2 separate regions of the Homo sapiens genome follow, and region 1 is linked to region 2. Evidence: read pairs that join two places in POLR2A ChIA-PET (ENCODE). Cell type or tissue: PC-9. All regions are shown on one strand.

Region 1 (4,000 bases), 93 kb after region 2:
TAAATAAAATGTGGTATAAATACACCATGGAATACTATGCAGCCATAAAAAAGAATGAAATAATTTTCTTTGCAGCAACATGGGTGGAGCCTAGAGGCCATTATCCTAAATGAACTAACTCAGAACAGAAAATTAAATACCACATATTCTCACTAATAAGTGGGATCTAACAATGGATACAAATGGACATAAAGATGGAAATAATAAACACTGGAGACTCCAAAAGGGAGGTGGGTGGTAAGGTGGCAAGAGTTGAAAAACTACCTATCAGATACAATGTTCACTATTTGGGTAATGAATATGCTAGAAGCCCAATCCTCACCAGTACACAATATACCGATGTAGCAAACATGCACATGCACATGCACATGCACATGAATCTAGAATTTTTTAAAAATGTTAATTAAAACAGTAAGCAGGTGGGCAAATTCCTCAGATCTCTGAAGAACTCAAATGGACAGCCACTGAAACTTTTTGTACCAAAAAAAATGGGATAAAAAAATTTTCCTTTTTCACATATTTCAGATGATTGTGATAAGAAGAAAATTATAACTTATGGCTAAGGACCAGTTTGCTGGGCTGGAGCCCAGTGGTTTAGTAATTTGGTAGTTAGGTTTCTTTGGTATTAACCAAATCAATTTGCATACCATACAATTCACCCACCTAAAGTTATGTTCAGCGGCTTTTAGTGTAGTCATAGAATTGTACATTCATCACCACAGTCAATTTTAGAATATTTTCATTACCTCAGAAAGAAACACTGAACCCCCTTAGCTATCATCTCCCAATTCTGCTGTCTCCCCAAACTCTAGGCAAGCACAAACCTTTAAGTCTCTATAGATTTGCTTGTTCTGGGCACTTTATATAAATGAAATCATATAATATATGGTTTTTGTAATGGTTTCTTTCAATTAGTTTAATGTTTTCAAGGTTCACTCATGTTGTAGCATGTATCAATACTTCATTTCTTTTTGTTGCCAAGCAATATTTTGTTGTATAGATATACCACATTTTGTTTACCCATTCATCAGTTGATTGGCATTGGTGATGTTGCCACGTTTTTACTGTTATGAATAATGCTGTTATAAGCAGTCATATGCAAGTCTTTTTGAGGACATATGTTTTTATTTCTCTTGGATATGTACCTAGGAGTAGAATTGCAGGATCGTATGGTAACTCTATGTTTAATCATTTGAAGAACTGCCAAACTGTTTTCCATCTTACCAGTTTTCATTCCCACCAGCAGTGTGTAAGAGTCCAGTCTCCAATCCTCACCAACACTTGTAATTATCTTTTTTTATTATAGTCGTCCTAATGTGTGTGATGTGGTATCTTGTGGTAATTTTGATTTGCATTTCCCTGATGGCTAATTATGTTGAGCATTTTCTCATATCCTTATTGGCAATTCGTATATCTTCTTTGGAAGACTGTATTCATATCCTTTGCCCACTTTTAATTTGGCAATTTGCCTTTATTATTGAGTTTTAATATTTCTTTATAATAGATACAAGTCACTTGTCAGATATATGATTTGCAATAAAAGCTTTCCCATTCTGTGTGTTGTCTTTTCACTTTCTTAATGGTGTCTTTTGAAGCATGGAAATGTTAAATCTTGACAGTGTCTAGATTTTTTCTTCTGTTGCTTGTACTTTTGGTGTCATATCTATTAATAAGAAGCCACTGCCTCATCCAAGATGACAAAATTATGCCTGTGTTTCCTTCTAAGATTTTTATAATTTTTAGCTGGTACTTTTAGGTCTTTAAGTTAATTTTTATATATGGTCTGAGGTAAGGGTCCAACTTTATTCTTTTGTATGTGGATATCCCATTATCTCAGCACCATTTATTTGTTGACAAATGATTAACTTTATTGTCAGGCAGATGTTTACTATGTAGCTCAAAGTGATAAGTGTCAACACTATGTTCAAAAGGTGTAGTTTGCAGTGCACAGGTATACTCTTGCTGTCTATGTCTAGTTCCATAGCAAATGCTTACATTTTTCTTAATGATACCATTCCAGCAGAGCCCCTTAAAGGTTTGTTTGTTTTCATATGTGTGCATTTGGGGATGGTGGTATTTATGTGGTGAATTAGTGGGTTTTTTAATTCACATAAAACCCTCATTTATAGAGTGTATAGTTTGTGCCAGGCATTATACCGGGATTTGGGAATGCAAAAATATGCTTGCTACAGAGGAGAGTTCAGTAAAAAATTGTTGAAGGAAGGGAGAAAATTTGGGAAGAAGATATAGCCCCTGCTCTCTAGAAGGGGTCAGAAACATAAGTATAATGTGAAATGCTACTACTGAGGCATCATATATGAAGGAACACACAGAGTTGAATATGTAATTAATCCATGTATTTAAAATGACTTGAAGGTAGAAAGCACCTTGCAGATTAGTTGGTAGTGTTGCTGCAGTTTTGTGTTATTATTTAAATGTAAAAGATAAAAAACAAATTACTGGCATTTGGTTCTCATATTCAGTTATGACCTTTATTCATTTATGGTTAGGCTTAATAGGTTTTTTGACCTACAATACTGAATATAACTGCAGAGGAGACAGCAGAGGGTCAAAGATCCATTGGAAGTAATGGCAAAAACAGCAATTACTTGTACACCAACCTAATAATTTCTCTCTAGTATTCATGTTATACTTTCCTAATAAAAGGCCATTTGTAAATAGACAACAGTTTTTGACATTTAATCACTCTTTATTCCATGTTAGAACTTCTTCCATTCTCCTCCTCATTTTTTCCCATTTGGGGGACAGAGAGATAGATAGGTACTACTTCATATTTGTTTGTTTCTTAGCTCACATAAAATTCTTATTTAGTTTTTGGGGCTACTTAACACTAGGTAAGTGATACGATATCAAACTCATTCCCAAAAGATTAATGCAATTAATTAATTGAGTATTTTTGCCTAAATGTATAGTTTATCGTTTCTTTAAAACATTACCTTTTAAAAATATTCTATTTCAGAGTGGTATCCACTATTTATGAAGTCATCTAGTTATAAACATCAAGTACAACAGAAAATATATACTATATACTGTTTGAAGTTTACCTTGTTTTCTGTGAAGCAAATAATTATAGTTATCCCTGTCACAGAACAACTGTGAAATTTGTTTGTGCTAAGATAAGCATAACGTAAGCCTGTCCTGATAAGTTTGTACTATTATACACCTGTAAAAGAATCAATAGTTTCATTCTATTTTGATGTATTTCACATAGTTGTAAACAAGAAAATCTAAGTTTTCATTGCCTGAGAACAGATTCTTTAAGAGATCAGTGAATTTGTTTTGAAGTTATTAGTGGCCCTTTGTTTGGTTACACTTTTAAGCAAAAGAAAGAGATAAGTGTATTTTGAATGAATTAATATCTAAATCTATTAAGCCCCTGGTTATATTGGCTGCTTGTAAGACCTTTTGTTACTTATTTAGAATGAATCCTGTGAATCCTAAATGTATGGTTCATGTAATGTTTATTTTCTTGCATATCCACGGTGAATCTTTGGTGGACACTTAATGTGGGACTATCAGAAATAAAGGGACCTAAGTGACTATGTAGTCCAAACTGTCTCATTTTGTGAGTAAGGAAATGGAGGCCCAGAGAAGTGGCTGAATTGCCTTGGGTTGCACATCTCATTAATGATAGAGTAAGTCTGAGTACGAACAATGGAACCTGAAATAAAAACAAACTACCTGCTGGTAGTTTGATTGCATTCTCTTCAATATAAATCAAGCTGGATGAAGTGGCTACACTCAGCATTTGACCCATTATACATCTGACAATTTTAAAACTCAGAAAATACATTCTATTCACTATTATACAAATGATCTTCTACAGTAGATTTCCATGAAAAACACCCATTTCAAAAGCACCTTTTCAGAACAAAATTTGTCACCCTTCTTTGATTATCCATTCTCATGTTTAACAGCTATCATTCTTGGGAGGATTTTCTTACATCAGAAAGTTTCTTAACTTGCGGTTCATAAATCC
Region 2 (4,000 bases):
AGGATTTGCCTGGCATCACACAGCTCCTTTCAATGGAAGAAAGGACAGTTGACTCATGTCTTGACTCACATCTTCTGAACCCAAGTGAAGCCCTTTTACACTCTATCAGACTGCCTTTGAAGTAGATTGATACTATTATTTTGTAGCCACTTGGCTATAAGAGAACAAAAAACTTGAACTTAAGGCATGCCGAATATCCATCGTTCGGATGAATGTTGAAGACTGTGATTCATAACAGAAAAGCTGCAGAGAGCCTTATTTATTAAAAACATCAACTGATGTATTAAATATCACAACACTTTAACTTATGAATGCAGGTTTGATATTTGCAAAAAAAAAAAAAAAAATTCCTGCAACAAGATGAAGAACCCAACAGCTGCTTTCTGAAGAGAGATAAAGAGCTGTATCATTTGAAGAGATCCTCAATCTGAGACATCCAGTGAAACATCGGTGATACTGGTTCTTAAAATGGCATCGGATTCATTAAAACATATACAAATGAGTTGGTGTATTAGCCTTTTAAGAATACTCAGAGCCTCAATAGTCTTTCCTCACACTCCTTATAATCTCCAGTTACTAAAGGCTTTTAAATTCATTTAAATAAACCCTATAGTGAATAACTATAAGAAGTAGAATGAGGAGATACATTTGTCAGCTTACTCCTTTCTGTCCGTGGATGCTGCTGAGGAAGCATTGATAAAGTCTCTCTTCTCCCTGCCATCATGTCTAAGTCAGAGTCTCCTAAAGAGCCCAAACAGCTAAGGAAGCTCTTCATTGGAGGGTTGAGGTTTGAAACATCAGATGAGAGCCTGAGGAGCCATTCTGAGCAATGGGGAACGCTCACTGAATGTGTGGTAATGAGAGATCCAAACACCAATCGCTCCAGGGGCTTTGGGTTTGTCCCCTATGTCACTGTGGAGGAGGTGGATGCAGCCATGAATGCAAGGCCACACAAGATGGGTGGAAGAGTTGTGGAACCAAAGACAGCTGTCTCAAGAGAAGATTCTCAAAGACCAGGTGCCTACTTAACAGTGAAAAAGATATTTGTTGGTGGCATTAAAGAAGACACTGAAGAACATCCCCTAAGAGATTATTATGAACAGTATGGAAAAACTGAAGTGATTGAAATCATGACTGACCAAGGCAGTGGCAAGAAAAGGGACTTTGCCTTTGTAACTTTTGACAACCATGACTCCACGGATAAGATTGTCATTCAGAAATACCATATTGTGAATGGCCACAACTGTGAAGTTAGGAAAGCCCTGTCAAAGCAAAAGATGGCTAGTGCTCCGTCCAGCCAAAGAAGTCGAAGTGGTTCTGGAAACTTTGGTGGTGGTCGTGGAGGTGGTTTCAGTGGGAATGACAACTTTGGTCATGGAGGAAACTTCAGTGGTTGTGGTGGCTTTGGTGGCAGCCATGGTGGCAGTGCAGACGGCTATAATGGATTTGGTAATGATGGAAAGAATTTTGGAGGTGGTAGCAGCTACAATGATTTTGGCAATTGCAACAATCAGTCTTCAAATTTTGGACCCATGAAGGGAGGAAACTTTGGAGGCAAAAGATCTTGCCTCTATGGTGGTGGAGGCCAATACTTTGCCAAACCACAAAACCAAGGTGGCTATGGGGGTTCCAGTAGCAGCAGTAGCTATGGCAGTGGCAGAAGATTTCAATTAGGAAACAAAACTTAGCAGGAGAGGAGAGCCAGATAAGTGACAGGGAAGCTATAGGTTATAACAAATTTGTGAACTCAGTCAAGCAGGGTGGTGGCAGGGCTTAGCTGCTACAAAGAAGACACGTTTTAGACAAACATTCATGTGTATGGGCAAAAAACCTCAAGGACTGTATTTGTGACTAATTGTATAACAGGTTATTTTAGTTTCTGTTATGTGAAAAGTGTAAGGCATTCCAACAAAGGGTTTTAATGTTTTTTTTTCTGCACCATGTTGTTGATTGCTAAATGTAATAGTCCGATCATGATGCTGAACAGAATAAATGTCTTAAAAAAAAAAAAAGTAGAATGAGGAAATGGGAAGAGTACTGGACTTTTTTCTGGAGCCAAAGGACCTAGGTTTAAATGTCAGATCTGCCATTTACTTGCTTTCTGAGGTTAAACAAGTTTCTCAACCTCTCTGATCCTTGGTTAACTGATATGTAAGGTGACAATGATAATTACTACCTTACAGAATTAAGAAATATAATATATGGGGAAGGTCTTAGTAAACTGTAATAAATAATACAAATATCCTTGTAGCTTTTATACAAAATCCTGTGACTCAATCATTCATTACATAATCATCCATTCAATGAGCATATTGATCACCTACTCAATAAATGAATGACACTGTTTTTGATACTGTGGAACATCCCAAGATACAAAAAATCTGGTTTTGGCCATTTGGGAACCAAAGGAGATATTTTTTCCTAATATATGTAAATATTTATAATAAGAACCCATATGTAATAACGTCCGTAGAATTAGTACAGAAAAAAAGATAAGACTACAGGGCTGGGAGAGATCAATCTGACTAGAGTGATAAGGAAAGGCATCTTAAAGAAAATGGCATTGGGCCAGTTTTTAAGGATGGGCAGGATTTCTAAAGGAAGAGGGTGGCTTTCAAAGTGGAAGAAAAAGCATGAACAAGGGCTTAGAAATGGAAGCACACCTTCCATCTCCTCTGGATCCTTATTTGTTTTTTTATGTGAGCACTTGGTTTTTGACAGTATCACTTTGTTTACCGGTGTCTCCCTTGCACGTCCAGTGTGTTAGGTCATTCTTGCCTGACTATAAAGGAATATCTGAAATTAGATAATTTATAAAGAAAAGAGATTGATTTGGCTCACAGTTCTGCAGGCAGTACAACCATGGTGCTGGCATCTGATCAGCTTCTGGAGAGGCCTAAGGGAGCTTTTATTCATGATAGAAGATGAAGTGGGAGTAGGCATGTCACATGGCCAGAGCAGGAGCAAGAGGGGGAGGAAGGTGACACACACTTTTAAACAATCCAATCTTGCATGAACCCACTCATCATCAAAGAGATGCAATTAAGCCATTCATGAGAGATCTGCCCCCATGATCCAAAAACCTCCCACCATGCCCCACCTCCAACACTGGGGATTATATTTCAACATGAGATTTGGTGGAGACACAGATCCAAACCATATCATTCTGCCCCTGGCCCCCCAAATCCCATGTTCTTCTCACATTGCAAAATATAATAATCTCCTGCCAATAGTTCCCCAAGAGCCACAATTTGTTTCAGCTTCATTAAAAAGTCCAGAGTCCAAAGTCTGAAACAAGGCAAGTACCTTACACCTATGAGCCTATAAAATTAAAAAATATATATTTACCTCCAAGACACAGTGTGGGTACAGACATGGGGTATACAGTCCCATTCCAAAAGAGAGAAATTGGCCAAAACAAAGGGGCTACAGGCTCCACGCAAGTCTGAAACCCATTAAATCTTTAAGCTCCATTAAATCTTCAAGTCATTAAATCTTTAAGCTCCAAAATAATCTCCTTTGACTTCATGTCCCACATGCAAGACATAATATAGCAAGGATGGGTTCCCAAGGCCTTGGCCAGCTCCACTCCTGTGGCTTTCCAGGGTTCAGCCCCAAGGCTGCACTTCCTAGTTGGAGTTGAGTGCCTACAGCTTTTCTAGGCTCAAGATGTAAAGCTGCCAGTAGATCTACTATCCTGGGGTTGGGAGGTCAGTGGTCCCCTTCTCACAGCTCCAGTAGGCAGTGCCCCAGTGGGGTCTCCATGGGGCCTCCAACCCCACATTTCCCCCTCAATACTACTGCCCTAGTAGAGGTTCTCTGTGAGGGATTGCCCCTGCCACAGTCTTCTGCCTAGCACCCAGGCTTTCTCATACATCCTCTGAAGTCTATAGAGAGACTGCCAAGCCTCCTTCACTGTTGTACTCTGCATGCCCACAGGCTTAACACCACATGGAACTCTCCAAGGCTTATGGCTTGCACCCTCTGAAGCAGCAGCCTG

What was found. ChIA-PET counts read pairs that join two places held together with the same protein. Peaks named below come from ENCODE experiments on the same cell type or tissue, not always from the same donor. Only the 100,000 strongest peaks of a DNase experiment are listed, where the experiment ranks them.
Region 1: POLR2A ChIA-PET joins it to region 2 with 10 read pairs; 2 of 35 experiments call an interaction of 5 or more read pairs at or near these places.

The regions. Positions count from the first base shown.
Region 1 is chr11:110,692,961-110,696,960 of GRCh38, reverse strand. All of the region lies in intron 1 of ARHGAP20 (Rho GTPase activating protein 20), which reads left to right. Among named protein-coding and RNA genes, the nearest start is that of ARHGAP20, 17 kb to the left of the region's middle. In PC-9, no CTCF peak of the experiment used is centred here; no DNase peak of the experiment used is centred here.
Region 2 is chr11:110,785,699-110,789,698 of GRCh38, reverse strand. It overlaps the pseudogene HNRNPA1P60. Among named protein-coding and RNA genes, the nearest start is that of ARHGAP20, 75 kb to the right of the region's middle. In PC-9, no CTCF peak of the experiment used is centred here; a DNase peak (open chromatin) is centred at 1,858.